2 separate regions of the Homo sapiens genome follow, and region 2 is linked to region 1. A link is an interaction called in ENCODE POLR2A ChIA-PET data of the cell type or tissue named here. Cell type or tissue: MCF 10A. All regions are shown on one strand. Each heading gives the region's core, and the rest is flanking DNA. Links, peaks and the distances in the headings are about the cores only. Region 1 holds the start of LINC01935 (long intergenic non-protein coding RNA 1935). Region 2 has its middle 20 kb from the start of LINC01796.

Evidence for each region. Peaks named below come from ENCODE experiments on the same cell type or tissue, not always from the same donor. Only the 100,000 strongest peaks of a DNase experiment are listed, where the experiment ranks them.
Region 2: POLR2A ChIA-PET joins it to region 1 with 6 read pairs; 1 of 35 experiments calls an interaction of 5 or more read pairs at or near these places.

The regions. Positions count from the first base shown.
Region 1 is chr2:102,969,831-102,985,954 of GRCh38, forward strand. It overlaps LINC01935 (long intergenic non-protein coding RNA 1935), which reads right to left and starts at 14,599. Exons shown (of 4, transcript NR_135530.1): 1 at 14,526-14,599; 2 at 1,011-1,157. In MCF 10A, for the core only: no CTCF peak of the experiment used is centred there; a DNase peak (open chromatin) is centred at 2,041.
Region 2 is chr2:102,907,875-102,923,998 of GRCh38, forward strand. No RefSeq gene overlaps it. Among named protein-coding and RNA genes, the nearest start is that of LINC01796, 20 kb to the left of the region's middle. RefSeq lists an enhancer at 14,029-15,536. In MCF 10A, for the core only: no CTCF peak of the experiment used is centred there; a DNase peak (open chromatin) is centred at 7,447.

The DNA of each region.
Region 1 (16,124 bases), core at 2-5,001:
AATGAAGCATTTCTTTCTTATTCACTGAGCTAATACAACATTTCCCCCTTGTTGCTGTCTATGGTCCAGCCACAAATAACTAGATGGCACTATCACCCTAATTTACTTATAGGCAGAGTGATTTTTGCCAAAGAAGGTATTGCAAAAATTTCTGCTTTTGCTCCAAAATCTACCCTAATGATTTACAGATGATCTCTCATTTTGAGTTAGTTAAAATTGTTACCCATCTGAGTTTACTCGTGGCTTCAGGTTAAATCAAAGTTCCTTGAAAAAAGTGAAAACATTTTTAAAATTCCCATATTTCTAAATTTTGTTAAATGCCAACATGAGTTACTGAGGCCCCACTGTAAACAGCCAACATCTGGGATAACGTCAGGTAATCTGGAAAGGTCAAAACCCCCGAAATTTAATAAGAGGAATCTATACATTGGTATGTGTTCTCCTGCATTAGAACTCACTTTGACTTGACTTGTTAGCACGGGACGTTAAACATCTAGGGGAGGATAGAGAGGACAATGGAAGCCTTTCTCAATATAGATTGAAATCTTCCACAAGAAAGCTTGGCATGGGCTGACATTTGACTGACTTATATTTTTTAAGAACCAAAACAGAAGGAATCACTGCACCTCCATTTCACTACTTTTGCCACGGATGATGAAGATGAGGAAGAGGATGAAGAGGGTGATAGTGAAGGTGTAAGCTGTTACCTAAATGTATGCTCCATTAACTGTCAATTCACGACTTCTGTCTGTTGTGTTATGATTAATTGCCTGGCTTGGGTTAGCAGTAGGCTATCTCAAATGACTCCTCATGAATTCCAGGATTCCTTCTTATGAAATGTGATAAAATACCTTTAGCTAAGTTTCCTTCTTTTCCTTCAGAAAATACATGAAATCATAGATTGCAGCTTACCCACACACAAATAAAACTGGGGATAGAATCTGCTGATCAAAATCACACTAGAAACCTAGGTTGTATTACTCCAGAAAGCCCATGACCCCATTACTTACTTTCTCACTTGGAAAGAATTCCTGTGAAAGATGATCGGGAGGTATTTTCACAAATGCTGCATTTGATACACAATGATGGAATGATCTTCATTTAGCAACAGGAAAGGGACTGGAGAAAACTGGAAATTCATACTTAGCATTTTCTTCCTGGCCCAACAACAAAAACATCAATGTCTGTGTGTTGGATCTATACATAGGATCAACACCCTGGGCACGTCTGACTGCCTGTTACATTTATAATTTGCTTTACTTTTAAAACATTTTCTCCGTAGCAACATAGTATTCTGTGAGGTTGGCTTTCATGCGATTTCCATTTTGGAGCTGCCGGACTCTGGCTCCGAGAGTTTGGGGTGCCTGTGAACCACCCAGCTGGTAACGGTGATGTCACGCTTAGAGGCAGGACTAATGCTTAGTGCTTTTCCTCCCCCACAGGACCCCACTCATTGTCCTCTAATACTACAGGTATCTCATTATTGCCTGAAATTGCATCAATCCTTCCCTACACATGGGGGGAATGTCCAGGACAAAATGTAATATTGAAAAACATAAGACATGGGCCTGAGATTCATGAGCTAGAAGAGCACTTAAGCTTTTGCACTCTGCCTCCCTTCTAGGCTTTGTATGTTTTCAAGAGAATTCTCAGGAAGCATTTCTTTATGATTATTCAGTTAATGTTGATCTCTCAATCAAAAGGTAAATGGTACTCCCTGCAAGATCACATTTATGATTATAGCAAGAAAATGTGTGAGGAAATGTGCAATTTGAATTTACCTTTAGCCTAAAATACGTAGAATGTATGAAGTCTGAATTTCAAGATACATGGGGTATAGCACTACAAACTACAATCCACTGGACATGACCTCCAATGAACTTTGGAGATTTTGGAAGCAGTCAAAAGAACATAAGGGCCACGGGGTTCTACTTTTATTACAGCATTAGGTTGTTTGTTGCTTTTATTTCTCTACTTTGTTTTTCTGTACAGTGCAGTATGAGTCATTGCATTTCTCGTGGGAGAAAAGTCACTGTATTCATCACTTTTTGTCAAGCCGAAGCACAATAATAAAAGAAACATTCAAGGAAAGGAAAGTTTGGACGACTTTTGTCATGCAGCCAATGAGAATTGACAAATAGGGTGATGCGGAATTAAAACTTACGTCTAAAAGAACTATTAATATTCTTAGCTCCTCCAAGTCCTATTAACTAGGAAAATTTGGATTTAGAAAAGAAAAAAATAGAATTTAATGTAAACAAGTACTGAATGTATGAAGTCCTTTCCAAACATAATAGTCCCACAAATTGAGTAGTATTAGATGAATTATTAGTTGCAGGATATGTAGGGGAAATAGGTGAACTAGCTTAAATGGGAGTCTGAAGTAGAAGGTGATAAGATTAGTAGAGTCAGTTTTTTATGAATGTTCTTAGAAGGATTTTTAAATGTTTTTGAGTTCAATTCAACTAAGTGCTTGAGACGAGGGGTTAGGTGGTTTCCCTGGCAGCAGGCAGTGTACCAGTCCTTAGTGTGAAGTGGCACCAACTTGCCAGTTCCCGAAGTGGATCAGGAAATATCTCCACTTGCTCAGTTACAAGCCGAGACAAATGTGTGCTGTTAGTTCAGGTGCTCCTTATTAAGATTTATGAACGGCCGGGCGCGGTGGCTCACACCTGTAATCCCAGCACTTTGGGAGGCGAGGCGGGTGGATCATGAGGTCAGGAGATCGAGACCATCCTGGCTAACAAGGTGAAACCCCGTCTCTACTAAAAATACAAAAAAAAAAAATAGCCGGGCGCGGTGGCGGGCGCCTGTAGTCCCAGCTACTCGGGAGGCTGAGGCAGGAGAATGGCGTGAACCCGGGAAGCGGAGCTTGCAGTGAGCCGAGATCGCACCACTGCACTCCAGCCTGGGCTACAGAGCGAGACTCTGTCTAAAAAAAAAAAAAAAAAAAAAAAAAAAAAACATTTATGAACAAGTGCCTGCATTCTGTGGTGCCCCCAAGAGCGAAGAAATGACTGAAGGATCCTCATGGCATACCAAGGAGGCCATGCCAAGCTTTTGACCCCTGGAGCAGCATTCCTAGATGAGAATTTCCATCCTTTCCTTCAGCTGGGAGAAGAAAGCTTGAGACATCTGGTTCCTGATAGAATAGGGGATATGAAGAGAAGAAGCAATGAGCTTCCTAACTTCCCTACCTTTGGAAGACACAAGTGCTCTCCTATGTAGCCTGACTTGTTCTTCATCACCCCTATTAAAGCCCTGGGCCAGTGGATCTCAAAATGAAAATGTGGTCCTCCAACAGGCAGCAATACTATCAGCCAGGGACTTTTCTATCTGTGAGAGGGAACTGAAAGCCCTACTCCTTGAACCCAGACCTAGTTCCCACCAAAGCTGACCTTTTAACGCTTGAGCTTTACTGCCCCCTTGCACATGGGAGGCATAATTTCTGTGGCTTCTGTGTGCGTCTACAGTGCATGAAGTGCTGAGGCACAGAATACAGTAGGATTAGGAGGCGACACGAAGGCCTTCAGTTCATGTTGAGTCTCTGATTGCGATCTGGGGGTGGAGCATAGTCTAGTCTATAGAGGAGCTCGAGTCTGCACATCTGCACATTGTACAGGTGAGCCAGATGTGTGTGTCTCCTTACCAAGAGAGCCCCCTTCCAGCTAGGTACACATTGTGAGTCAGCCCAGGAGAAGGAATGAGGCTTTCAAATGCCACGGGCAGGCAGGTCAATCAGAAAGCACCTTAAGAGCAGCTCTCTGCATTGCAATGAAGAGATCAAGCAGTGGAAAAGGAAGGAAAATAAGATGGGGTTTCTGTTTTGAAATTGCATCTTAGACCAAGAATCATACTGCTCTTGTGGCTGAGGCACTACAGGTTAAATGATTTGCCCAAGGTCATATAGAAAGTCAATGGCAAGAATAGGCTCAACTCAGAATCCTGAAAGTCATAGTTTTTAAAAAGCAGCCCACAGTGGTTCAATTTCTTGAACAATTCCTGCATGTGAATTTGGCTGCTTGCATGCCCTGCCCTGGAAGATGTATTCTCATTGTGTGTTCACCCACGAACTCAGTATATAGGAAGTTGCCTCTTAGATGTGGGGTATTTTTGAACTGCACAGTTAAGAATTTTCCCAAGTCCATATCCATAAGGTGATCAGATTGTTGTAAGATGCTGCTTTAGTCTGTTTTGTGTCTCCATAACAGAATACCACAGACTGGGTAATTTGTAAAGAAAATAAATTTATTTCTCACAGTTCTGAGGTTGGGAAGTCCAATATCAAGGTGCTGGCATCTGGTGAAGACCTCTGTGCTGTGTCAGCCCGTGGTGGCAGGCTGATGGGCCAGTGAGTGTGAGAGAGCAAGATATGATACTCACAGCCTCCAGCCCTATTATAATGGGCATTAATCCATTCATGAAGGTGGAGCCCTCATGACCTAAACACCTCCCGTTAGGGTCCACCTCCCAACACTGTTGCATTTGGGATTAAGTTTCCAACACATGCTTTCTGGGGGACACATTCAAACCAGAGCAGATGCTGTTCTCTCATCTCTCAGGATTTGCTCTCACTTGGGCCATATGTTAAGGAAGCAACAGTTTAAAAAGAGAGCCCTCCTTCCCCCACCCACTCATACTTTCCCATCCTCACTTGGCCAGTAAAGAATAGCATAGCCTCTTATGTAGCCTCTTCAGTGTACAAGAAAGTTCCTCATAAAGGGCTGAAGAACTGAGCTGATTAGGTGAAAGGTGTTCAGGCAAATCGTCAGGAATTGTGTCCTTGCTTTCTGGAAACTGAAAGGGGCAGTGGGCAAGCCTTGATGAAAAGCTGCTGTGTTGAGTCTCATACGTCCACGTCCACCTGCAGGTCTGCCTAGGGGCAGCAGGCCTCTGAAAAACGATTGCTTAAGCTGCCCTGATTTCTGGGGTCCAAAAGTCTATGTCATTGCAAAGAGTCTGGATGGATTTCAAAAAGAAAGTACGTTCCACTTTATTTAGGATGGCTCTTTCAGCGTGGGTGTCTTTGCTGCTTCCGGCTGCATAAATTATTATTATAATGACATTCCCCCTGACCCAAACCCCTTGGTCTTGGCTCTGTGCACATGTGTAAATCTAACAAATGTCTGTACAGCTCTAATCGTCCTTTCCTCGTACTTACAGAGGATAGCATTTCTAAGTGGCTTTATTTTACATTATCCTCAGTGTTTTGTCAAAGAAGCAAAGGAGTCAAACGTGCCTGTGTTGAGTTGGAGACCTACGAACCCTCTGTGGTCCGGCTTCTATTTCTGAATAGACAGGGTCGTCGATAGGTGGACTTCATCTTTGAATATAATTGTGTGGGTTTTTTAAAATCTGTCTCTAATAAATATATAATCATAGAAAGTGTATTACTCAGGCAATTATTTAAATAGATTTACATCATAACATGTTTCTGGTGTTTCTAGCCTGTTTAACATTCAGAGTGATATGGACTATAAAATTATTTAAATCTAATGATTTGTTGTTTCAAAAAGTTGCTGTTGTTAGGTTGATAATGTCTCCTGAAAGAAAATAACAAATGAAACATTTCTCTTCCCTCCCTCTTTCCCCCATTAGTTAAAGCTAAGTTTTGTTAGGAGCTTTTAAAGATTGTTCTAAATAGATTTCAAATTCTGTTATTTCTTCCTCACCATTGGCATGGATTACAAACCTATCATCCTTGTCACTATAATTAACAGTGCTCACATTTATTAATTGACTATGGTTTTTAGTTTCCAACCCCACCCACACCCCTAAAACCTGCCTTGACAGGCTTTATGACTTAAAACATACACAAAGCTATATTCAGGATTTGTAGGCTAACAAATATTATAGAGACATGATATAAGTGAAATTAACATGGGAATTTTACCTTTGAAGAAGAAAAGACAACAATGCTTTAAAGGGCATATGCAGGCCTAAATAGCTTCTCTCTTCAAAAGGGTCAATGCTGTTTAGACTTTTCCACAACCATTTTATTGGCACATTTTTAAAATACAGGAGAAGAACCACATTGCCTGCATAATGATGGATGCTGAATTCAACCTCAGAGGAAAGTCAAGCTCTTCCTGGGAGGGTTGAATCAGGCTTCCTTGCTCTGTCTTTTCGTTTGCATTATTCAGTGGAAAAATACAAAGTGGCATAATGATGGGAATAAGTTATCTTTTATCAAATCTGACTTTAAAATTCAGGTTATGTAAAACACAGAAACGCATAGGAAATTCAATCAGAACCTCCAGTCACATTGTGTACTCTCTGTTCTTGGGCAACTGAACACTCCGCTGAGTCCATGCCTGGGAGCAAGTCTCAGATTCGCCCTTCCTGGCTAGAACACCTTTTGCCAGCAACTTCCACCAGGGGAAGCTCTGAGCACACCAGTGCTTCACAGGCAAACTGCGAAATTCAGGCAAGACAGGGCAAAGAAGGCAGCAGGGGAAGCTAACAAAAAGTCCTGAAATCGCTTTTGTAGAAACTAATGAGACTGGGTTTCTTTAGGATTATTACACTGTGATTTAACTACCAGTAGGGAATGTAGAGTGGAGTAAAGATGGAAACAGTATTTGGAACTAAAATCTTCCAGAACCTAACTTCTTTAATGGAGAAAACCCACTTGCTGTTTAAGAAGTGTAGTCCTTCAAGGAGCTGAAATCACTGTTTTGCTTCTTAATCCCTCATCTATAGGTTATTGAAAGCTACTCTCATTCATTCTAGTTCACCTTGGTTTTACACACACGCACACACACATACACACACACACTCCCATAAATGATAAATTCGATGTCTGTAGAAAGACAGTCACCTAATTGCACAGTGAAGCAGAAGAAAGCCTTGCAAATGGTATACAATTTTCAAAGTGTTCCAAGCCTTAGGCAAAAGCCTTTCAACTGTGTCTAAAACTGAATGATAAAATATGTTGTACAAATTATCTGTGAACAGGAAACATGTGGTAGTGGCAGAGGACTGAAATGTAACACTTGTAAAGAAATGGGAACTGCCAGTCATTTAGACCCTTTCTTTCTTTCTTTTTTCTTTTTCTTTTTTTTTTAAGTTGCAAGTTTCATCATTTTTTTTTTTACCCTCCGTTGATGTTCAAGTTTATAATAAGACACTTATCAGATTACACCGGGCCAATTGCAGCTTTATTTTAGAAACAACAACAAAAACCAAACAGATGAGGCTAAAGATTTGGTGTTGCCCATCCCCTCCCCCTTTGAGGGACTCCTTAAAAATTTCTCTGCTCTGTTGTTTCAGGAGCCCTGGTGATTTGTGTGTGGAATTTTTAAAAGGATGGAAAATCTCCTGAAATAGGAAGCATGCAAAGCTCAGGTGATTGCAAGTTGCATAAATGTTTCTCCATCCTTTATTTTCACAAAGGCGAAGGTGCTGGTTAATCTTCACTAAAGGGCAGAAGGGGTTCCACTGGGATGCTATCTGCTGTCTCCTCACACTCTGTGTTACTCTTGGAATGTCGTGTCAGAGTTTTTCTCTTTCCAAGATGCATCCATTCTTTCTCAGTGAAACCAGTCAAGATTGCCTATGATCCCTATTGAGGGAATTTGTGATTAACCCCTACTATGTATCACCTAGTCTCCTCAATCCTTGATGAACTCACACAAACTATATATATATTTCAAGCCGTATGCAGCTCTCTGAGGAAAGTTAAAGTGTTAGTAAATTTCATATTTAGAGAAAAAGGAAAAGAGAGAGAAGTCTGTTCTGCTACATTTGTTTTCTATCAGGAAGTTACTCAGCTTTCATCTCAGTGCTCAGTGGCACCCTTATTTTAGCTTGTCTTTTATCACATGACTGCTTGATGACCTTTAAATTAGCATGCTTACTATTCTGCCTGGTATACAGATCCGCCTTCTTATTACTGGGGCTGACCCTGGATGAAATGCCTTGGGATAGTCATCAAAAATGAAAGAGGAGAAAACAGTTTAATTTGCAGCCCAAACTCCATCACCAGCAAAAACAGTTAGTTGAAACAGTCTCCTCCTAGTGAACAAGCATGGGCATTAGACTGGCATAGTCTGCACAGTCAAATACATACCCCCCCATTCCTGGAGCTAGACATTACATCATCCTGCTCTGACATTGCAAATTGTTTCCTTCCTTCCTTCCCTCCCTCCCTCCCTCCCTCCCTCCCTCCTTTCCTTCCTTCCCTCCCTCCCTCCCTTACTCTTTCCCTTTATTCCTTCTCATCTTCCTCTTTTCTTTTAATTGCACAAATTATTCAACACTTCTTTTGTGTCAGTCACAGAAAGAAGCTGTGGTTTTGATGGTGAATACGGTATGGTCTATCTCAGGAGTTCTTGGTGTGGCGGGAAAACTGGAACAAATTCATAGAAGGAATCACAGCACCAGACTTCTCTCTCCCAATATGCCAGAGTGTGTGTCTTGCACTCTTCAAGACACAGTTATCACATTTTGGTGTTCTTGCAGTATTGCTTTGGAATGCCAATCTTTCCATCCAATTTCCCTGCATTTCAGCACGTTGCTCAGAGGGCATATGGTTCTCCTTCTTACCCTCTGTCTCATACAATCATTCCTACCTTTATAGCTTCCTAGTCTATTTTTTAAATCCTATTCTGCAATGTCTCCTTTTCCCTTTTAATTTAGCAAAGCTCCTCCACTTCTTGTAAGTTCATATTATGTAGGCATTTTTAATGAAACCTCTGCTAATACTGGTTGTTTCTCATTTAGAGTATTTACACATTTTGGTATACATTAGATATGTTTTTTTTTCTCTTCCACTGATCCTGTATCATTTCTCTTTTTACCACAAACAAGACTGAGAGCAAGAATTACATCATACACTACTTTTTTAAATAAACTCAATAGCATCTAATGATAATAGCAAACATCGGTTGAGTACTTACTGTCCCATAGGCAATGTGCTAAGCTCTTTCCACCTGTTATGCCATTTCATACTGATGATAATCTTATGATTTAGAGTATTACTACTTTCTACATTTTTTTTGGCAAGGAAATTGAAGAAGAGATTTTTAAAGCTAGCTTGTTAAACTGGCAAAGTAAATTTTAACCTACAGATCTTGGCTCCAGAGTCCATGCTCTCTTATGCCGAGCATCTAGGGAGTTTTCAATAAACATCTGCTCAAGTGAATTGAATGGGAGACAATTTGCAAATCTGAGAACAATTGAGAAGCCTGTTACAAGAATGCCTAGGGTGAATGAAGGGGATAGATAGTGAGTACATTTTTTTGCCATATGAATGGGTTTTGAGGTTCGGATGTATTTAACCTTCACCCATTACAGGGCATATTTTGCCACGCGGGCATGTGGAGGAATCTGGGAAAAGTGAAATACAGAAGGTAGGCAAATGGGCTTCATTATGGTTCTCTGGCTCAAAAAACAGCCAAGAAATGTAATAGAGGAGTTAGCCCATTTTTGTTGCAATGCATTTTTAAATGTATTTAAGAAATTTCCGGTGCTTCACAAATTCTGTTAACTTGTTGCTTAGATGTTTCCTACTGATGTCCTTCACTCCTTCCTTCTTTCTCTTCCTCCATCCTTCCTTACTGTGGCCATAGGACTAAATGATAGTTGTGCAATTCTGGGGATTGTACCAAAGTCAGAAACAGGACTTAAACCCCATTGTCACACACAGAATCGTTTTTGTTCGTTTGTTTGTTTTAGTGAAAACACTAAAGTATTACCACTGTTTTCCACAGTCAGATACAGAGAATGCTGTTATCCATGACATCAGAGCATTGGTAAATGGAGCAGGACATTATATAACCCTGCACCTGCAGGCCTGTTTCCATGGGCGAAGCCAAATTTATAACTGTGCCCTTTGTGATCTGATAATCTCAGAGAAAAGAATGACTCTTGAACTTTGCCCAGTGGTCATTCTATAGCTAGTTATATTATATTTTCATCTAGTCTGCATTTTCCTCTCATACATGGCTGTTGATAGCCTGAGGAGAAAGGCAGTAGATGTGTTATGATTAATTCGTAAACTATATAACATGATTACATTGTAAACAAACCCCTTGAAAGGTCCGGGTCCTTGCACCAGCCAAGAACATGTAAAGCCATCTGGTGCATACACCATAGAAGGTTTCCCCTAGTTAGAGGAGATAGTGACTGTTTCTTGCGGACTAGCAGAATGGAAGCAGCCATCCCCCTCTCCACTCCTACTCTGACCATTACTCTTTGGGTAATCAATCAATTTTCCACTGAACTCTCAAAAATCCTTTATTTTGCCACCCACATAGGGATTTACTTGGACTATTTAAGCATTTCTCACTCTGCGCCTTTCATTATCTGTAGTCATTTCTATCTCATGCCTTTAGGCATCTTCAATCCCCAGGCTATTTTCCTCATATCCCAGGCTCTCTGACTTCTCTTTTTAGCTTTTCTACCTTTGTATCCAGCCTAGTCCCTTGGACCACTTCATCTGCATCTCCATATAGCCTTAATGTCCTTGCTGTTCTCCCTTTCCGACTGAATGTACCCCCCACCCGATGCCAGACCAAATCCTCCTAGAGCTGCTGAGCAACTCTGAACAAAAGCACGTACCATTTGTATTCCCACATGCCCCTGGTCCATTCCAAGCCTCTTTGTTTCTCCTTAGACTTATTTTCCTCATCTCCATGCTTATTCCCAGCAGATTCTGAGCTTGTCTCTGGTTCCAGAAGAGAATGCTCAGGCTTGAGTTTTCTCAACCACACACCCACATACCTACCAACGTATTTATGTAGGTTTTCCTCAACTCTTCCCTCAGTAAGTTTCCTCTCCCTCTCTCCTTTGTTCTTTCTTCCCTTCTGTCCTACCTTTCTTTCCATCCTCCTTTTATCTCCAAATAAACAGAGAAAAACTGCTTTCTATTCTCTTCCTCATCTAACTTCCAGCCTAACTCCATCTCTTCTTGAGAGTCAATTTTTGCCTCCTTTCACACTTTTCTCTATCGATTTTCTCTTCTCTTTATAAAGGTTTTTTAACTTCCTCTTTTCTGCTACCCAATTTTTATCAGCATAGAAACATGCTCAAATATCTCCCATCAGTAAAAGTCTTATTCATATTGTACCTTCTTGCAGCCTTTGCCCTATTCCTCTCCTGCCCTTCATAGCCAGCCTGCTTAAGCAAGAAGTTGACACCAGCAGTGGCTACTATCTCACTTCTTTAATCTGCTGAAATCTGCTTTCTATCCTTGCACTCCTCTGGGACTGCTCTTTCTAATGCCAATCATTTCCAGATGCAGGATCCGGGGAACAATTTCCAATCCGCCTGCTCACCTGATAGCTTTGCAATATTTGGCATTGCTAGCTACTGTCCTTTTGAATTTCACAACTCCTCTTTTTGCTTTTAAGACACTAAGGTCCCATGGTTTTCCTTTTTCCTCTCTGATACTCCTTAATTTCCTTTATTGGCTACAGTTTCTCATACCACCACTAAATATTGGGAGTCACAAATACTCCCCTTAAATGTCTTTTCATGCTACACTCTCTCTGTACACCATTTCGTCTGCTTTATACCTTGTAAACAACAAAGTCTCCTGTTTATATCTTCAGGCCTGATTACTCTTCCTACATTAAGACCATGCCATTGACTTCTTACTCTATATTTTCACCTAGACAAACAAAGTTATCTTAATTATGGTATATTCAAACAGAATGCCTCCACTATTCCTTTCTTTGCCACCCACACAGTTGTCTGATCCAAATACAGAGGAACTATCCTAGGTTCCAACTCTTTCTGATACCTGAGAGCAACTTCATTGACAAATCTTATGATTTCCTGAGCTCCCTTGAATATATCTTCTCAGCTTCTCCATGATTGCCCTTGCTTAAATGGTTGCTTCTCACTTAGGGAGTGGCAAATGCCTCTTTTCTAGGCGCATCGCCATTAACCATACCATGAGCCTGCCATTCCTCTCTCCCTCTCACCATGTGTCCTCTGCTTCCTTCTGTTTCCTCCTACTGCATTCCTACTCAAGCATTGCTGTCTTTGGGATGCCTGTCATGACTTACTCAAGTTGTCATTCCTTTCTCTGTGATTTCATATTTCCCCTTATTCTAGTGGAACACTTTTATCACTTTGCATAATAAATACTTATTTACTTCTCCCTCCAAAACTAGACTGTGAGCTCCCGAAAGGCATGATTTTTTTGTTTATTGTTATGATGCAAACCATATTGTCAGCACCTGACTCGGTGCTTGGCACATGTTTTTGATAAATACAAGAAAGAATGAATAGCTTAAAATTTCCAAAGAGATTATACACCTCCTCATAGCTATCTGCCCCCATTGTTTTGCACTTATTTAGTTGGTGAACTGAAAGAGAGTGGGTCACTGCATAGTGGAAAGAACACTGATTAACCTTGAGGAAAACTAGGCTGGTCCTGGTAATTAGGTGTATGACCTTGGGCAAGAAATTGCTTCTCTAGGTTTGTGCTTTCTTATCTCTAAAATCAGAGAACAGGATTAGATGATAAAAAAAGGTACTGCCAGCTCTAAAAATATTATAACCTGAAATGCTTTCTTCTAAAATTCTAAACAAGGTGATTCTTAGTTTTAGATCCTTGGTTAAGATCCCAGAATGTATGCTTAGATTTTCTGTGAACCATGTGAAATTGTGTTCAAGGTTTTATTGTTGTTGTTACTTGCCGTAGAAGAGCCTATGAATTGATAAATAATATCCAGTCTCTTCTACTTTAGTAATAGAACATTTAAAGATTTAATTGATTGCATGGTCACTAAGACAGGTGTATTTTCCAGTCTTCTGTGAAGTTGGATGTGGCAAAGTGACAATGTTTTGAGTAAGCAAGTGACTGAAGGAGTGTGAGCCAAAGTGATGTGGGCATATTTTTTATAACCATGTACCTGTCCTCCATTTCCTATTCCTCTCTTTTCTTGGAATGGAGCATGAATATGATGATGTTGAACAGTTTTGTTTAAGAAATGCAATACTCCAGAAATTGACAGACCATTAAATCAGAGGGAACCTGGGTCCCTGAATGATCTTCTGTAGCTAAAGCTGTACCCCATCATCCCAGACTTTTCTGTAAAAGATAATTAACCCATCTATCTTGTTTTAGCCATGATTATGTTAGTTTCTCATAAAGCCTTGAGCCAATGTTGAACCCAGTATATTTGCATACCTGCATTTTTGGAAAGAGGGCCCATCGATTTCACCAAGTTTGCAAAAGATTCTGTGACCTCATGTGACAGATTAAGGATGGCACAAATTCATTGACAGATCTCCCACTGAGAAGTGAGTTTAGGTTCCTTCCCCTTGAACCTGAATAGATTCTGTGACTGCCTTGACCAATTGAACACAGTGTTAATAAAGTTGTGTCAGTTTCCAGCTCAAAGCCAAAAGAGAATGGTAGCTTCCTCTTCCTGTGTCTTGGAAAACTGGGTTTTGGAACCCCACCACCATGCTGTCAGGAAGCCCAAGCAGTCCATAGAGACATCTATGTGGAGAAGCTTCAAGGTGCTTTTATTATTCTTCTTCTTTAAAACTCACAACAATGCCATGAAGAATATATTAATGTCCTTATTCTACAGATGAGGAAAACTTGGCACAAAGCATTTCAGTAACTAATTTACCCAAGGCTACTATTGGGAAGTGGTAGATTTCACCCTTGAACCCTGCAACCTAACCCTAAGTCTTGCATGTTTCACCGTTATGCTATGCTGCTCAATAAGGTGCTACCATGTATCATAAAAAGTTGTAAAAAATTCAATTAGATTTGTTATTTAACAGTCTTTTTGCCACTGTACTTTAAGTATGGTAAGCTATTCTTCACACGTTTCATTTCTATTTTGTGGATATACATTGAAACTCACATCAAAATTTAAAATATTTAAAAGTATTTTATTGTGATCTACCCAAAAAGCACTGAGAAGTGCAGTTTTACAATTCTGCTAACAATTACCAAGGTCTTATTATTTTTCCCCCTTTCCTCCAAGTATATGTACTTTAAAGTATCTTGGTATTTGAATCATATTCTGCAGCACGCACCTCACATTCCCTATTTCTTAGAGGTGCATGCCTAACACTCCCATCCATAAGTTACCACTGCCTTTTCTGTACAAGAATCCAACTGTTCAATCTCTGCTCATATGCCTTCTTGAGATTCTGTTGGAACATGCCCAAGTATTGCCTGAACATGACCCCTTTGTGTGGATTCATGCACAGTTATATGCACAGCCAATCTGCCAGTCCGGACCGACAGCCTCACACCAAATCCTCCATTTCTCAGCAGGAATCCAGCAAACCAGATGTCAAGTGCATATTTCCTGAGTACTTTATGGGATCCACAGAGAGGTTCTCACAGTATGCTTCAGGCCTCAGTTTAGTGCAACTTGTCAGAATGAATTGTTTCATTTCTCTACCACAAATGCCAGGTTGAGAAGAAATTTTTAAAAGAAAATTCTGCATAAGGGTTTAGGCTTTCATATTCTTAATTAAAATCCCATGGACTTGTGGTTGGGATAAGGTCCTGGGGCTGGGGATGGGGAGTGCAAGAGACTTACTTCTTGAATGAGGTGGAAAGTAGGACAATATCCTCTGTCTCAGCATATTCAACCACAAGATGGGAGAAGAATTCCCTCCATGATCTTGAGGACATCCCCAAAGGGGGCTGAGAAGACTCATGACATTAGGACACAAGGCAGGGTTTCAAGAAGGGGTTCTTTCTCCTTAACCTAGAGAAATACAAACTTTAGCAAAAGGGCATTGGACATATTCTCATTTGTTCTCTGGATTTTTCTGACCTGGTGTTCCTCATTGGACCATACATGGCTATTTGCTTATTTCATAAATGCATGGTGGAATTCTTCTCCCTGAATAATTTGGTATCTACAAGTTAATCTTTCATGCAAAGGACACCTTTAGTGCATAATGGTTATAACTTGGTTTCTGCATCAGACAGAGTTGGGTAAGAACACTGAGTTTGCTACTCCTTAGTGAAGAGTCTTTGGGAAAGTCACAGACTCAGTTTTCACATGTATAGAGTGAGTGGACAGTGTGCATGTCATTCAGTATCATTGCCAGTTAACTGGAAGACTGTGTGTGCCGTGCTTAGCCAAGTCCTTCACAGAGTCAATACTCCATATATATTAGCTGTTATGTGTTGTTAATAATACTGTTGATATTGCAATTCTAGTAATTATTGTTGATTCTTACGCATTACAGCCCTTTCATCAACTATATTGCAAGATAGAGATCTTCTGATGACATGGAAGTTATCCACACATTCTGCTTTCTAAATTAATGGTGCCATATTTATTGTAGGTTCCCAGTTCCCTCTCAATGGAGTTATATGCATTTTCCACCATCACTGACTGTTGTTGTCCTTAACTTTTTAGTTCTTCATCTATTAGCCACAGTCTGACTTCTGCACCCTGTTCCACTTTTGACACTGAGTGACAATCTCATCTAACCTGTACAGATGGTCCCTGACCTTCCATGATTTAGCTTAGAATTTTTCAGTTTATGACCAGTTTGTTGGATTGTAACCCCATTGTATGTCAAGGAGTATCTGCATTTTTGAGCCAAGCTTGAGAAAACACACTATCTCAGTGGGTTCAGAGCCAGCAGCCACTGGCAGGATATTGACCAAGCTGTAGACTGAACATTTACACTTGGGTTATTCTTGGTGCCTACAAAGCCATTGCACAGTGGGCAGTGGTCACTTCTTTGGTTTGCCCTGTTCAAGTCCCTGAGATCCTTACTGTTACTGTATCCTTATCTCAAAATTCAGTTTATGTGGGTCTGGAACTTACTGGACAGTCTCCACCCAGGACACAACCCCTTTTATCCTTCAGACTGATATTCTAGAAGTGTATGACATTCTACAAGCCCACTTGACTGCAGACATCACCTACCCCCTCCTATACATATCCATATCCACTCTATCCTTCCTTTGAAGCTTTTTCACAAACTACTTATCAACTCCAATCTACTCCCCCAGCCTCCCTTAATTATTACAATCATCATTGATATTTTGCTTCTTATTATTTTCCTTAAGTATGCATTATATTTTTCTTTGTTTGAGACTTGACTCCTTTGAAGGTAGAGATCACCTCTGAGATTTCCCTGTATCTTCCACGTGTCAGCCCTGATGCACAATA
Region 2 (16,124 bases), core at 5,535-10,534, 56 kb before region 1:
AAGAGCAACACCTGGGGAAATTCTGGGCAACAATCAGGAAAGGAGCAGTAGATTAATATTTTATATATTGCTCTTAAAAGAGAGCTAAATGTTTACTTTAATACACAGTTTCCCTCTATTTTATTGAGCTATATATAGAGAATGGAAATAAAAGCTTACATTCATGTTTCTAAAACCTATGATTTTAAAGCCAGCCTGCTCAGCTTCATACAAATTCTCAGCCGCCTACATTTCTCTTCTGTTTGCATTTCCCCATTTCTCAACAATAAAGTATAGAAGAGTAGGAGGCAGAGTGCAAGGTTAAATTCATTATCATTAATTGGTTGCTAATGTAGAAAGAAGTGATCAAATAACAACTTTATGTACTGTTTTGAAAGTAGGGCTAGACATTCTGCCACAATATTGATGTCTCAGGGGTGGAAGGATGAAGTGGGATTCAGGAACACATAGCAGGTGTATTAATGTGAGCTATAAAATGAGCTTTCTGAATCTGTATTTTGAGGGCTACAGAGTCTCTGCACTAACTGCTAATCTCCCACTTGGAACAATCACTACAGCAGAGGAATAAAGCCAACACTGAAGCCGTTAAACCTTGCATCGTTTCTTGTGTGTTGACTCTTGGACTTCAAGGGTGTATGGTACTTCTCAGCTGAATCAGTCAGGGTGGGCTAGGGTGCTTGTATTAGTCAGGGTTTTCTAGAGAGACAGAACAAATATATATACACACACACACACACATATATTTATATACATATGTGTATATATGTGTGTGTGTATATATATATATATATATATAATGAATTCTCAGCTGCCTGTATTTCTCTTGTGATCATGTAAGTTAATACCAATGAGCTTATTAGGTATTAACTTACATGATCACCAGGTCCCACAATAGGCTGTCTGCAAGCTAAGGAGCAAGGAGAGCCAGTCCAAGTCCCAAAACTGAAGAACCTGGAGTCCAATGTTCAAGGGCAGGAAGCATCCAGCATGGGAGAAAGATGTAGGCTGAGAGGCTAGGCCAGTCTCTCATGTTCACATTTTTCTGCCTGCTTTATATTCGCTGGCAGCTGATTAGATTGTGCCCACCAGATTAAGGGTGGATCTACTTTCCCCAGCCCACTGACTCAAATGTTAATTTTTTTGGCAACACCCTCACAGACACACCCAGGATCAGTCCTTTGTATCCTTCAATCCAATCAAGTTGACACTCAGTATTAACCATCACCAGTCCATCCCTTGGCAACTTTAGCTCATACACATCTCATGAGATCATACATAATCTTCAAATAAAGACAATAATAAGGTCATAATTATACCTAACATAATACAACTATCCTTCATACAACCAGAAATGCACCAATCTCCAACCCAAATACTACTACATAGAGTTAACAATACTTAAATGCTGATATGAAGTCAATAAATCTTATGTCATATGATAAAAAGATAATTAAATGAAGATATTTTCTTAGTACAAGTGTATACATGCACAAATCTGTTTTAAACAAAAGAAAGAGGAAATACTCGTGACAATTACAGTCCCCATTTCTGCAGCTGGTCACGTGGTCATAGCTGGTATTGATGACTACCTTCTTCTACTACCCATTCTGTATTCCCTTTGCCTTCAGCAAGCACCTTAGCAGGTCATGGTTTTTATTTTTCCTGGTGGAGTGACCCAAACCTTCATTCCTGAAGGGTCTGGGCCATTTGTAGTCCTGCCTGAATTGGGCTGTTGTAGTTTCCCATTGACCTTAATCACAGGGCATGTCACCCCAGCCAACATGGTAACTCCCTTCTTAGCCTGTTGACTTAAAGGTAGGAGGAGCCCAAAGTGTCCAGGTGGCAATCTTAACTTCCAATGTAATGGGATTGTTGTTGTGTCTGCTGGTGGCAGTGTTCCTCCCTCTGAAACTAAGACCTCTAGGCCAGCAGAACGTAATGTAGCAGGCACAGGAAGCAAAAATTTTGCTAGTGGATCACTAGGGGTGATGGTGAGTGATGCCACTTCCATGTCCACCCCTTGATTCCTGGACCTGTGAATCCTGGCTATGGGAGAAAAAGTACCATATATTGGACACTGATTCAGAGCATACATGGCTTTCTGGAGAACTTTGCCCCAGCCCTGCAAAGTATCGTCACCTAGCTGCCATTGTAATTGTGACTTCAAAAGGCCATTCCAACATTCTATCAATCCAGCTGCTTCAGGATGATGGAGAACATGGTAAGGCCAGTGAATTCCATGAGCATGAGCCCACTGCTGCACTTCTTTAGCCATAAAGTGAGTGCCTTGGTCAGAGGCAATGCTGTGTGGAATACCACGATGGGGGACAGGGCATTCTGTGAGTCCACGAATGGTAGTCTTGGAAGAAGCTTTGCATGCAGGATAGGCAAATCCATATTTGGAGTAAGTGTCTATTCCAGTGAGGACAAACCTCTTCCCTTTCTGTGATGGAGGTGGTCCAATATAATCAACCTGCCAACAGGTAGATGGCTGATTACCCTGAGAAATAGTGCCATATGAGGGCTCAGTGTTGGTCTCTGCTCTAGGCACTCAGCAGTGGCTGTGGACAGGTCAGCCTTGGTGAGTGGAAGTCCATGTTGCTCAGCCCATGTGTAACCTCCATCCCTGGCACCATGGCCACTTTGTTCATGGGCCCTCTGGGGGATGACAGGAGTGACAGGGGAAAGAGGCTGAGTGATATTCACAGAATGGGTCATCCTATCCACTTGATTTTTAAAAATCCTCCTCTGCTGAGGTCACCCATTTGTGAGCACTCACATGGGATATCAATATCTTCACGGTTTTTGATGACTCAGAGCGTTCCATCCACATACCTCTCCCTTAAAGTTCTTTGTCACCAATTTTCCGATCATGCTTCTTCCAAGTCCCTGACCATCCAGCCAAACCATGGGCTACAGACCGTTAATTCGCATATAATTGTACATCTGTCTATCTTTCCTTCCATGTAAAGTGCACGACCAGGTGCACTGCTTGAAGTTCTCCCACTGAGAAGGCTTCCCTTCACCACTCTCCTTCAGTGATGTCCTAGAAAGGGCTGTAGTGCTACAGCTGTCCACTTTCAGGTGATGCCTGCATATCGTGCAGAACCATCAATGAACCAGGCCCTTGTCTTCTTTTCCTCTGTCAATTGATCACAGGGAATTCCCAATGAGGCCATCGGTGCAGGCTGGGGGAGAGAAGGCAGGATGGCAAGAGTGGAGACCATGGGCATTTGAGCCACTTCCTTATGTAACTTTCTTTTGCCTTCAGGACCTGCTCGAGCCCAATTACATATATACCACTTCCATTGGATGATGGAGTGCTGCTGTGCATGACCCACTTTATGGCTAGATGGGTCCAAAACACCCAGTTCCTGATAGGCAGTTCGGGTCACATTGGTGACTTGATGATCCATAGTCAAACGTTCAGTTTCCACCAAAGCCCAGTAACAGGCCAAGAGCTGTATCTCAAAAGGAGAGTAGTTATTTGCAGAAGATGGCAGGGCCTTGCTCCAAAATTCTAGAGGCCTCCACTGTGATTCACCTATTGGAGCCTGCCAAAGGCTCCAAAAAGTATCCCTATTTGCCACTGACACCTCAAGCACCGTTGGATCTGCTGGGTCCTATGGCCCAAGTGGCAGAGCAGCTTGCACAGCAGCCTGGACCTGTTGCAGAGCCTTCTCCTGTTATGCACTCTACTCAAAACTGGCAGCCTTTTGGGTCACTCAATAAATGGGCTGGAGTAACACACCCAGCTGAGGAATGTGTTGCCTGCAAAATCCAAATAGGGCCACTAGGTGTGTGCCTCTTTCTTGGTTGTAGGAGGGACCAAATGAAGCAACTTATCCTTCACCTTAGAAGTAATATTTTGACAGACCCCACACCACTGGACCCCTAGAAATTCTACTGAGGTAGAAGTTCCCTGAATTTTAGTCGGATTTATTTCCCATCCTCTGGCATGCAAATGTCGCACAAATAAGTCGAGTGTGTTTGCTACTTCTTGCTCACTGGATCCAATCAGCATAATGTCATCAATGTAATGGACTAGTGTGATATCTTGTGGAAGTGAAAAGTGATGAAGATCTCTCCAAATAAGATTTTGACACAAAGCTGAAGAGTTGATATACCCCTGAGGTAGGACAGCAAAGGTATATTGCTGACCTTGCCAGCTGAAGGCAAGTTGCTTCTGGTGGACCTTATGGACAGGAGTGGAGAAAAAGGAACTTGCCAAGTCAATGGCTGCATGCAAGGTACCAGCAGATGTATTTATTTGCTTAAGCAATGAAACCACATCTGGTACAGCAGCTGCAATTGGAGTCACCACTTGGTTAAGCTTAGAATAATCCACTGTAATTCCTCAAGATGCATCTGTCTTCTGCACAGGCCAAATGTGAGAGGTGAATGGAGATGTGATGAGAATCATCACCCCTGCATCTTTCAAGTCCTTAATGGTAGTGCTAATCTCTGCAATCCTTCCAGGGATGCCATATTGTTTTTTATTTGTTTTGATTTACTATTTTGTAGGTAAAGGCAGCTCTAATGGCTTCCATTTGGCCTTTCCCACCATAGTAGCCCTCACCCTACCAGTCAGGGAGCTGATGTGGGGTCCTGCCAGCTGCTAAGTATGTCTATGCAAATTATGCATCCTGGCACTGGGGAAATGACCACAGGATGAGTCTGGGGACCCACTGGACCCACTGTAAGTTGGTCCTGAGCTAAAACTCTATTGCCTGACCTCCATAATCCCCTACTTTAATAACTGGAGGGCCACAATGACATTTTGGGTCCCCTGGAATCAATGTCACCTCAGATCCAGTATACAGTAGTATCCAAAATGTCTGATCATTTCACATTCCCCAATGCACAGTTACCCTGATAAATGGCTGGAGATCTTCTTGGGGAAGGATGGGAGAAAGATTAACTGCATAAATTGTTGGTAATGTAGTGGGGTCCTTCTTTAATGAGACGCAGCCTCCCATTCATTCAAGGGGTTCTGGGTCTGTAAACTGGCTTAAGTCTGGAAATTGTTCGAGGGGCTGTGATTCTCTGTTTTTATAATTCGACCTAGAAGCTTTCTGCTTGTATAAATTAAGTAGGAATGCAGTGGGGTTCCTATCAATTTCACTTCTAGGAACACCGTGATTAATTAGCCAATTCCAGAGCTCTACACAAGTCAGACTATTCTGATTGCCGCTTTGCCTCTGCTGTCCATTACAGTAGTTACGCCTAGCTTGCCTTTGATAGTTGATTGCCACCACTTGGCCCCTGCCACCTCAGCATCCAATTATCCCCACTATATTTCAATTTTGTAGTTGAGTGACTGCAGTTCACTCCGTTAGATCTGACATACAAAGAGGAACAATTACAAGGCTCTTCAAAGATGCAGGTGCTGTCCTCACAAATCTATTTTGCAAGTCATTGGTCAAGGATATATCTTCGGACCCTCCCAGCTGGGATGAGGAAGTCTAAAGTGACTAATTCATCCCACAGTTCCAATCTCCCTAAGCCTTTGGATACCTTCCTCTACATTAAACCAAGGGAGATCAGGCATTTCCAGCTCACTCACAGTGGACCATCTTTTAATCCACATTTCAGCTAACCAGGCAAATAAACTATTAGAACCTTTCTTAACTCCCCGAGCTGAAACATTAAAAACAGGGTCCTACTTAGTGAGCCCAAATCAATAAATTCAGACTGATCCAACTCTATGTTCCTTCCACCATTATCCCATACCCTTAATATCCATTCCCATGCCTGTTCTCCCGATTTTTGTTTATATAAATTTGAGAGCTCAAACAGTTCTTTTCAAGCGTAGTGCACCTCTTCATGGGTCACACTCTCAACCTTACCTCTAGGGGCCCTCGGGGACTTTAGTCTAGTTATGGGTCTAGAAGCAAACAGAGGTGTCGGGGGTGGCTTCTGAGGAGAATCAACATTATCATGCCTGACAACTGCCTCAGGAAAGGCCATCACTATTGCCTCAGGCAGCCCAGGGTTTATCTCCTCAGACAAAGGTGAAAAGGCTGATGTCAGCATGGGTCAGGGAGAGGATGTTGTCACTACTGGGGTTGGGGAAGCTGTTCCTTTTGGCAAAAAAGGTCCATCAGAGTTTACAAACTCAGCGTCCCCAGCTTCATCAGGGTCCTCCCACATGTCCCAATTGCAAGTTGCAGTGTCCCATTCTTTTCCAATCAATGCCCTCACTTTAACAGTAGACACCTGGTGAGGCTGTGGATGCATCTTTCATTGCAGGTCAGCCACTCGCATGATAAGAGCTTGTGTTTGTTTTTGCACAATTTCGTCTCTTTCTCTATAGGAGATAAGACTTTCACTCAGGGCAATCTTAGCAGATTTGAGGCTCAGTATCTGCTTCTGAAGCCAGGAGACAGAATCTCTGAGTTCATCATTTGCTTTCAACACTTTGTCCCCTGAACTTAGGAGCAACCAACCAGCTTCATTATGTTCCTCAGTTCTCCACATATGGCTGAAGGTATTATGTAAAGTGTCACTAAACTCCTTGACTCTCACAAGCAGGAATCAGGAGTGTCAAATACATTTATTTTGCGTAACTCTCTAAACACTTCATACCAAGGACTATCAGTGTTCTCCATACTATTACAAGTAGAGTCCTTAGCATTTTTAGGTCTAATAATATTAAGTGGCAAACTCCAGAAACCCTGAAACCAATGAAAGAACTCCATCTTTAATATTCCATTTCTCTAAAACCACTCCGGGTACCAAAATCTGTATTAGTCGAGGTTCTCTAGAGAAACAGAACTAATATCATATATATTATTATATATCTATATATTATATAAATTATATATATATCTATATATAATATAGATACCATATATATGATATAAGATATATAAATATATAGAGGAGTTTATTAAGGATTAAGTATTATATATAAAGGGGAGTTTATTAAGTATTAACTTACATGATCACAAGGTCCCGCAATAGGCTATCTGCAAGCTGAGGAGCAAGGAGAACCAGTCCGAGTCCAAAAACTGAAGAATGTCTGATGTTTGAGGGCAGGAAGCATCCAGGATGGGAGAAAGATATAGGCTGGGAGGCTAGGCCAGTCTCTCATTTTCACATTTTTCTGCCTACTTCATATTTGCTGGCAGCTGATTAAATTGTGCCCACCAGATTAACAGTGAATCTACCTTCCCCAGCCCACTGACTCAATTGTTAATCTCTTTTGGAAACACCCTCACAGACACACCCAGGAGCAATACTTTGTATCCTTCAATCCAATCAAGTTGACACTCAGTATTAACCATCAAAATGTGCTACAGTAACAAATAGCCCTCACATTTCTTGTGCCTTAATCCAACAAAAGATGATATTTCACTTACACAGCATATGCATTGTGAGTCAGCTAGGGGCTGAGCTTTTTGGAGTCAGTAGGACCCAGGTGACTCCTCCATATTTCCTCCCAGGATTATTACAGCATAGGGATGGGAATGTGCTGAATCATACCGCAGAGTCATGGCTTACTTCACAGTAGGCAGGAAAGAGAAATCCTATGATATGCCTGGAAGGCAGAGAGCTGGACATTATTTTGTTAATAGCTCTTCCTCGACTTTTCTTTTTCTTTTTTTTTTTTTTTTTTTACTAATATCTCATGATGAGTTTTATTTTGTAACTGTAAAGATAGTACCAAAGATATGAATTTTAACGAAAATGAGGTCAAAATGTGAAGTTTATTTTTGTCCCATTTTATGAGAAAATATTTATGTGATTAAAAAATAGTATTATCCTACTTTGAACCCTCATTAAAAAATATTAAGTATGATTTTATGTGTGCATGTCCTGTGCCCATCCTCTGAATATTTTTACTTCCTGGTAGACCCTCATAACTACATTTTGGAAATAACTCCCTAGGTTAAATAAAATAACACTTCTTTCAAAGCAACTTTTTTATGTTAAAATACATATCAAAGCATCAAACTTTTAACAAATCAGCTTTTTAAGTCTATTGGTAATTAAAGGAATGGGACATGTAGAAGAGCTTGGGTTGTATCTACACTACTAATGTGTCTCAAATACAGAAGTCTCATGTGCTTTCTTAACCTATTCAGTTACCACATCTTCTGCATGCCCTTGGGAGGAACCCCACAGGTTACCAGATCTCTATGGTCTTCTGCCCAGGTCTCAGTGGTAACTGGCATTTCACCTTAGTGTCCTCTGCATTTTTCTCACTGTATTTGTCTGCGTTCACACTGCTATAAAAAATACCCGAGACTGAGTAATTTATAAAGGAAAGTGGTTTAATTGACTCACAGTTTCACATGGCTGGGTAGGCCTCAGGAAACTTACAATCATGGTGGAAGGCAAAGGGGAAACCAGCACCTTCTTCACAAGGCAGCAGGAGAGAAAGGGAGAAAGGAGGAGCTGCCAAACACTCATAAAATACATCAGATCTCATGAGAATTCCCTATCATGAGAACAGCATGGGGGAAACCATAACCATGATCCAGTCACCTCCCACCAGATCCCTTCCTTGATGAATGGGGATTACAATTTGAGATGAGATTTGGGTGGGGACGCAGGGCCAAACCATATGATTCTCTTTCTGGCCCCTCTCAAATCTCATGTCCTTTTTGCATTTCAAAACCAATCTTGCCTTCTCAACAATCCCCCAAAGTCTTAACTAATTTCAGCATTAACTCAAATGTTCACAGTCCAAAGTTTTATTTGAGACAAGGGAACTTCCTTCCTCCTATGAGCCTGTAAAATCAAAAGCAAGTTAGCTACTTTCAAGATACAATGGAGGTACAGGCATTTGGTAAATGCTGACATTCCAAATGGAGGAAGTTGGATGAAGCAAAGGGGCTACAGGTCCCATGCAAATCCAAAATCCAGTGGGACAGTCATTAAATCTTAAAGCTCTGAAATGATCTCCTTTGATGCCATGTCTCACATGTAGGTCACACTGATACAAGAGATGGGCTCCTAAGGCCTTGGGCAGTTCTGCCCCTGTGGCTCTGAAGGGTATAGCCCCCACAGCTGTTTTCCCTGGCTGGCATTGAGTGCCTGTGGCATTTCCAGGCACACAGTGCCAGCTGTTGGTGGATCTATCATTCTGGAGTTTGGAGGATGGTGACCCTCTTCTTATAGCTCCACTAGGCAGTAATCCAGTGGGGACTCTGTGTGACAGCTCCAACCCCACATTTCCCTTCTGCACTGCCCTAGCAGAGGTTCTCCATGGGGGCTCCACCCCTGCAGCAGACTTCTGCCCAGACATCTAGGTGTTTCCTTGCATCCTCTGAAACCTAGCTGGATCTTCCCAAAACTCAACTCTTGTCTTCTGTGCACCCACAGGCCCAAAACCATATGGAAACTGTCAAGATTTGGGGTTTGCACTCTCTGAAGCCATGGCCCGAGCTATGCCTTGGCCTCTTTTAGCCATGGCTGGAGCTGGAAAGGCTGGGATGCAGGGCACCAAGTCCTGAGGCTGCACAAAACAGTGGGGCTCTGGGACCGGTCCACAAAATCATTTTTCCCTCCTAGGGCTCTGGGCCTGTCATGAGAGGGGCTGTGAAGACCTCTGACATGCTCTGAGGACATGTTCCCCATTGTCTTGGTGATTAACATTTGACTCCTCATTACTTATGCAAATTTCTTCAGCCAGCTTGAATTTCTTTTCAGAAAATGGATCTTTCTTTTCTGTCACATCGTTAGGCTGCAAATTTTACAAACTTTTATATTTTGCTTCCCTTTTAAATATAAGTTCAAATTTTAGATAATCTCTTTCAAGTTCAAAGTTCCAAAGATCTCTAGGGCAGGGGGAAAATGCTGCCAGCTTCTTTGCTAAAACATAGCAAGAGTGAACTTTGCTCCAGTTCCCAAAAATTTCCTCATCTCCATCTGAGACCATCTCATCCTGGACTTCATTGTCCATATTACTATCAGCATTTTGGTCAAAACCATTCAACAAGTCTCTAGGAAGATCCAAATTTTTCTGCATCTTTCTGTCTTCTTCTGAGCCCTCCAAACTTTTCCAGTCTCTGTCCATTACCCAGTTCCAATGTGGCTTCCACATTTTCAGGTTCTCTTTATAGCACCACCCCACTCTACTGGTACCAATTTACTGTATTAGTCCATTTTCACCACTATAAAGAATACCAGAGACTGGGTAATTTATAAAGGAAAGACATTTAATTGACTCACAGTTCCACTTGACTGGGGAGGCCTCAGAAAACTTACAATTATGGTGGAAGGCAAAAGGGAAGCAAACACCTTCTTCACAAGATGGCAGGAGGGAGAGAGAGGAAGGAAGAACTGCCAAACGCTTATAAAAATATCAGATCTCATGAGAACTCCCTATCATGAGAACAGCATGGGGGAAACCACCCCCATGATCCAGCCACCTCCGACCAAGTCTCTTCCTTGACACATGGGGATTACAACTCAAGTTGAGATTTGGGTGGGGACACGGAGCCAAATCACATCATTCACATACGCTTTCACAGTGCCCATCAAATACCCCATTTATGTAATCTGTATCCTAAACCAGCCTATGCACTCTAATATGCTATCAAATTCTCATCTGATGGTGAATTATCCCTTAAAAAGAGTGATTTTCATAGTTTTGAAGTAGGGCCATTATTTTTGGCAAGAATTGTGTAAGAAGCTGATTGCTGGCAAGTATGATTTGGTGAGCTCCCTTGGAAACCCAGAGCCTAACTGCCAATGTGCCTTACACACCCCCATGTCCCTACCATCCACTTCGACCCTGCTCTTCTTTATAAGCCATTCTCTTTAACCAAGCATGAGGCTTCCAGGGGGGCTACAATAAAAGGCAAGTCTCCCCTGCTTTGTAATCGTCTCGACCACAATCATTTGTGAAATAAGAACGGTGTCAGATTACTCCTCTTCTTCTTTTGTGGTTATTGTGTTCATCACTAGAGTGTGAGCTCCCTGAACACAGGCACTTTTGTCAGTTTCACCCACTGTGGTATCTGACATGTTAGAAGGATGCCTGGCACAGAGGAGACATTCAGCAAAGATTCGTGGAATGAAGATCACATTCATACATAGGAACACCTTAGAAAGTGGGACCCAGGGCACACAATTTAATGGTTAATATTGTAGATTTTAGGGAAAACTAGTCCTAGATTTGAATACAAATCATTTCTCTTAGTATTTATGTGTCCTTAGACTTTTATTTAACCCCTAAACTAGTTTCTTTTTATAAAAGACAGATAATAGGAGAAATTCTCACTATTGGGAAGATCATAAGAGATAATGTTTATAAAACAACCAATGTGGTACCTCACATATAGCAAGTGCTGAATAACCTGTAGGTATTATCATTATTATTAATACCAAGTGGGGGAGAAGGAAGGCATCACACTTTAAGTCTGAGCATGGGAGGTGCTGGGGCAAACCATAATTAATGGGGAAGCACTGTATTAGAGCAGAAGGAAGCAAGAGAGACCCCAAAACTTCCCCACTATGTCTCCAAAGTGGCTGTCTGAATTAGGATTTTAGAAAGAACTAAGGCATGTGACCTCCATATGTATATTTAAAAACACATAGGTAGGTATATTTATAAAATGAATATTTATTTTTACACCAACATATATGTAGATGTATGCAAAAAGTAAATTAAAACCATTTGCATTTGAAAACATTTGAAGAATTTCACAAAGGCTTTGAGGTTCTGTGGGTGGGCCGAGAGTTGTGGGGGTAGGTGTGAGGGGGGAAATCCCAGAATGTCACAAAACCAGAGATATGGGGTCCATGCTCTAAACACCTGACACACCTCAGAATTTCAATAATATCCAATTATCTTCATTTGCACCAGATGAAGGAAATGAAATTGAGTATAATACCTCTGCTATGTTAAATGTTGTTTGTTTTTCTGTTTGTTTTGAAATGGAGTTTTGCTCTTTTTGCCCAGGCTGGAGTACAATGGCACGACTCAGCTCACTGCAACCTCCATCTCCTGGGTTCAAGTGATTCTCCTGCCTCAGCCTCCCAAGTAGCTGGGATTACAGGTGGCTGCCACCATGCCTGGCTGATTTTTGTATTTTTAGTACAGACAAGATTTCACCATGTTGGCCAGGCTGATTTGAACTCGTGATCTCAGGTGATCCTCCTGCCTCGGCCTCCCAAAGTGCTGGGATTACAGGCGTGAGCCACTGTGCCTGACCTCACATTAACTGTTTATTGGCCTCATGGCCAGGTAATTGATCTGAAACAGATAACTTGCTACCTAGCTGCAAAGTAGAAAAATGCGTGCAGTGTTTGTGGCAATGACAGAGTTCTGTGAAGGGTTTGGCTATTTCAGACACATGGCATGATCTGTGTGGAAAGAGAGATGTTTGTCTGTATTCTGAGACCTCAAAGGTGTAAGCCATTGGACCACTCTTGTTTTCCAAACATAAGACACATTGGCCTTAAGGAAGCAGCCCAAATGACATGATGTTATCTTGCTTTAATCAGTGTACAATGTAGAAAGAATTCAAGATGGGCATTCTATTCCCATACTTCCAGCACTGATGGCACACAGAGCCCTGGACATTAATTTAGCCTCGAGTATTTCGGTTTCTCCCAGGCAAATGGAAATAATGCCTTTGCTACTTGTATTATAGAACTTTTGGGAAGATTAAGATGATGGGTACAGAAATACACAGACCAAAAGAATTTGAAGGTTGTTAGTGAATTTTTTGCTTTCTTCCTCTTACTAGTGGCGGCTTTCTTGTTCTTCCTTCTTGTCCTCTTTCTCCCCCTCTCCCTTCTCCCTCCTTCTTGCTTTGTTGGGCCCCTTATCCTTTGGGAAGGAAAAGTTGGTGAATGTTGTAATAAAAATAAATGAGTTCCCAGTGGGTTGGCCTCACTTTTTCCACCCTCATAATAGACAGGAGGGAAGGTATCCCAGAGATCATCTAGTCAGTTGTCATTTAACTGAAGAAACTGTTTCTAATCCTAAATAAATCTTATGTAGAATCTGGTATATATAATGTTTTTAAAAGAAGTGCTCTATTTTAAATGGGAATCCAAGGATGGAAAGTGAGTTTACAGCGTTCCTGTGTAGGACTTCCCCCAAACCACCAAGTTTTACAGAAAACAGCGCAAAACAAAAGTTTCTTCTCCAACCTTCTCATTTGACATAGGAGAACCTAGAGGATCTGAAGGGTAAAATAACTTGAAGCTAAAGAAAGAATACCTTGTGAGCAGGCCCGTTCAATGACTGAAACTGCCATGGAAATTCATTGCCTAGTGTCTGTGTTAAGGGAAGAGAAGGGCTGGAACACATTATGACTTATGAAATACCATAAGATTGTGAAACCTTCATTCATGGTTTGCTTTGCCTAAAGCAAGTCAAACTCTCCCTTGGCCTTAGTTCTTCATGTGCAGAATGAAAGGGTTGATGAAATGAGCTCCAAGATCCTATAATTCAGGAGTTCCAGCATTCTTCTTCTTAATGAAGAAAGGCCTCCATAGAAGCAAAATACAGTACAGAAAAAGACTCTTCAGATTCCTACAGCAGGTATACTCACCCACAATATTTTCTGAATGCCTATCCTGTGCCAGCCATGGTTTTTAGGTATCTGACACAGCTCCGTGAACAAAGTAGAAAAAAAAATGCATTGGTAACATGCAGCTAAAATTCTACCCAAAGTCAGGTTTTTGTGAGATTTTTATACCAATTTATATCAATGAAGTACTTTTGGCAGATCCGCTACACTTACCCACTGATGGTGGCCATCTCTAGTAAATAATGCCGATGTTTTATGAAGCGTGTACTTGTGCTGGGGGATTTACATATTTTACTTTATTCTTTACGACAACCCTATAAAGTGGGTGTTATTACTCTTTTTACAGATAAGGACACTGAAGCTCAAGGCATTTGCACAAGCTGCCTAAGGCTACTTTTAAAAAGTGTGAAGAAGTTAGGATTTGCCCCAAATCCCCTGACAACTCCTTTGTGTTCTCATTCTTCTCCCTCAGCAACCGATGCCCTCAGCCAATGGAAAAGCCAGAGATATACTTCCATGGAAAAAAAAAGGGACCATTATAAAGAGTTGCATTTAAAGAAACTCTGTTGGGTAGTTAATTTAAGTGAATTCAACATAGACTATTATAAGTAGTCTAGAAAATACACTGTGTTACATATGCCCCTTTGCTTTTTGAGCTGGGATGAAAAAATAAGATTTCTGGGGGTAAAGAAGCCTAAAGCCATGGCATCACTTGGTCTTCTCCATGGAACAAACTCCACTGCTGCATTAATATTGAGTTGATCTTTAGCGACTGTAATGCCTGCATAACATTTGGTGTCCAAGTTATGGTTCCATTCTGGTTGCCTGACTTCCTTGTCTCATTGTCTCTGAGTTGAACACGTCAGTTTGTTTTGTAGTCCTCTGTTTATTGATCAGACCCTGTCATCTCCAAGATGGTCCTTACATGCAATTGAACCCTCCACCTTCCAGACCCTCCTATCCACCTCTCCACAACCTCTGGGCACCCTTTCACCTGGGCTGTCAGAATAATGAAGGCTTGATTTCAATACTTTCCCTCATTTCTCTGTTCACTGCTCTGCGGGTTAATGCAGATTCCAAACTTCAAGAAGCAGCTGTTAAACATGTCATTAACACTGCTTCGGCTGCAAATGAGACTCTGCTACTGGGATTACTCCGTGAGCTATAGTTTTGTGATGAGCTTTGTCAATCACAGCTGACCTGCTGTGTACCGAATGGAACTTAGATTATCTTCTTTCTTCCTCTGACTCTTGTCATTTTTTTTCACAAAGAATTACTATTCTACTCCCTGAAAGATTGATTACTTCCACAAATAAGAGAGTCTGAGACATTAATACAAAATTCACAGGCTTTTCTTTATCTCAAACCTGCAACTCCCTCTACATTTCCTCCTGGTAATTATATTAGAATTGTGTACACTAGGAATTGCCATCTGATTATTATGAAACTAGTTTTGTCATGACAAAAATGAGCTTAAGTCGTGTTTTTTTGGAAAATGATCAGTACAGTGCACTGGATGAGAGAGAAGGAGATTAAATCCAACTTGCTTTCATCCATGAATGCTTTCATCTCTTTTTCAAACACAGGAAATGATTACCACTGCTATAAGCTGCAGTTCATATGAGTGAAAAGGATAAAGAAATATTGAAAATTCTGTAACCAACAGTAGGACATAATATAGGTCTCTGGCACCCACTGTGCGACATGTACTTTATTTTTCTATACTGCCAATGTCAAGAGTTTCAGATTTGAAAGGGAGTCTTACCTTGAGGTGTAACATTATGGACTGAGGAATAAACAAATTGACTTTTTAAAAGAAAAGCTTAGACAAATTTTTAATAGACAATTAAAAAGAAGGTAGTACTTACAACCTCTAGTAACTATTAGCTGTAGTGAAACATTGGCTCATGTTTATAATTTGTAAGAGAGAGAAGGTAGAGCCGTCATTCCATCATAGTGTATTTTCTAATGTATCGTCAAGTATACAAAAGATTCTTCAAGAGCAGTGATCACAGCCTATTTGCCTTTATATCCCTGATATCTAGTATGTTGTTAGCTAGGTAATGGATAATGAAGTGAGTGAGTGAATGAATGAGTGTTCTTTGGGTGAGTTATCCAGTGTCATTTTGAGACTGAAGAAATAAATGTGGTTTTAGTCATTCACATGCAAAAACATTGACTGTGCACTTTCTCTCTATTTCATACACACGCACACATGCCCTTGCAATGCTTATACTCTAATTTACATCCCAAATTACACTCCACAATAGGTCTTATTTTTAACGAGGATAGACACTGAAACTGCTTTATCAGTTATCTAGTGCCGTTATAATACTGTGTAACAAACCACAATACCTTCAATGGCATTCAACAAAAAACATTTATTGTTTATATGCAATATATGCAATTTCTTACCAAGTAACACAATTAATGAATTAGGTTCACCTCAAAACACTAAATAATATATCTGTTCCTTACTCCAGGCAGAGACACAAAAACTGGAACCTTAAAGATGAACAGGAAATGATGGAAAACAGGAGGAGAACCATGTGATTAGACATATATAAAACTGGAAGCTTTATCAACTCCCACAGTTCCATCTGGGGTCAGCTGGGGGTTGGGTAA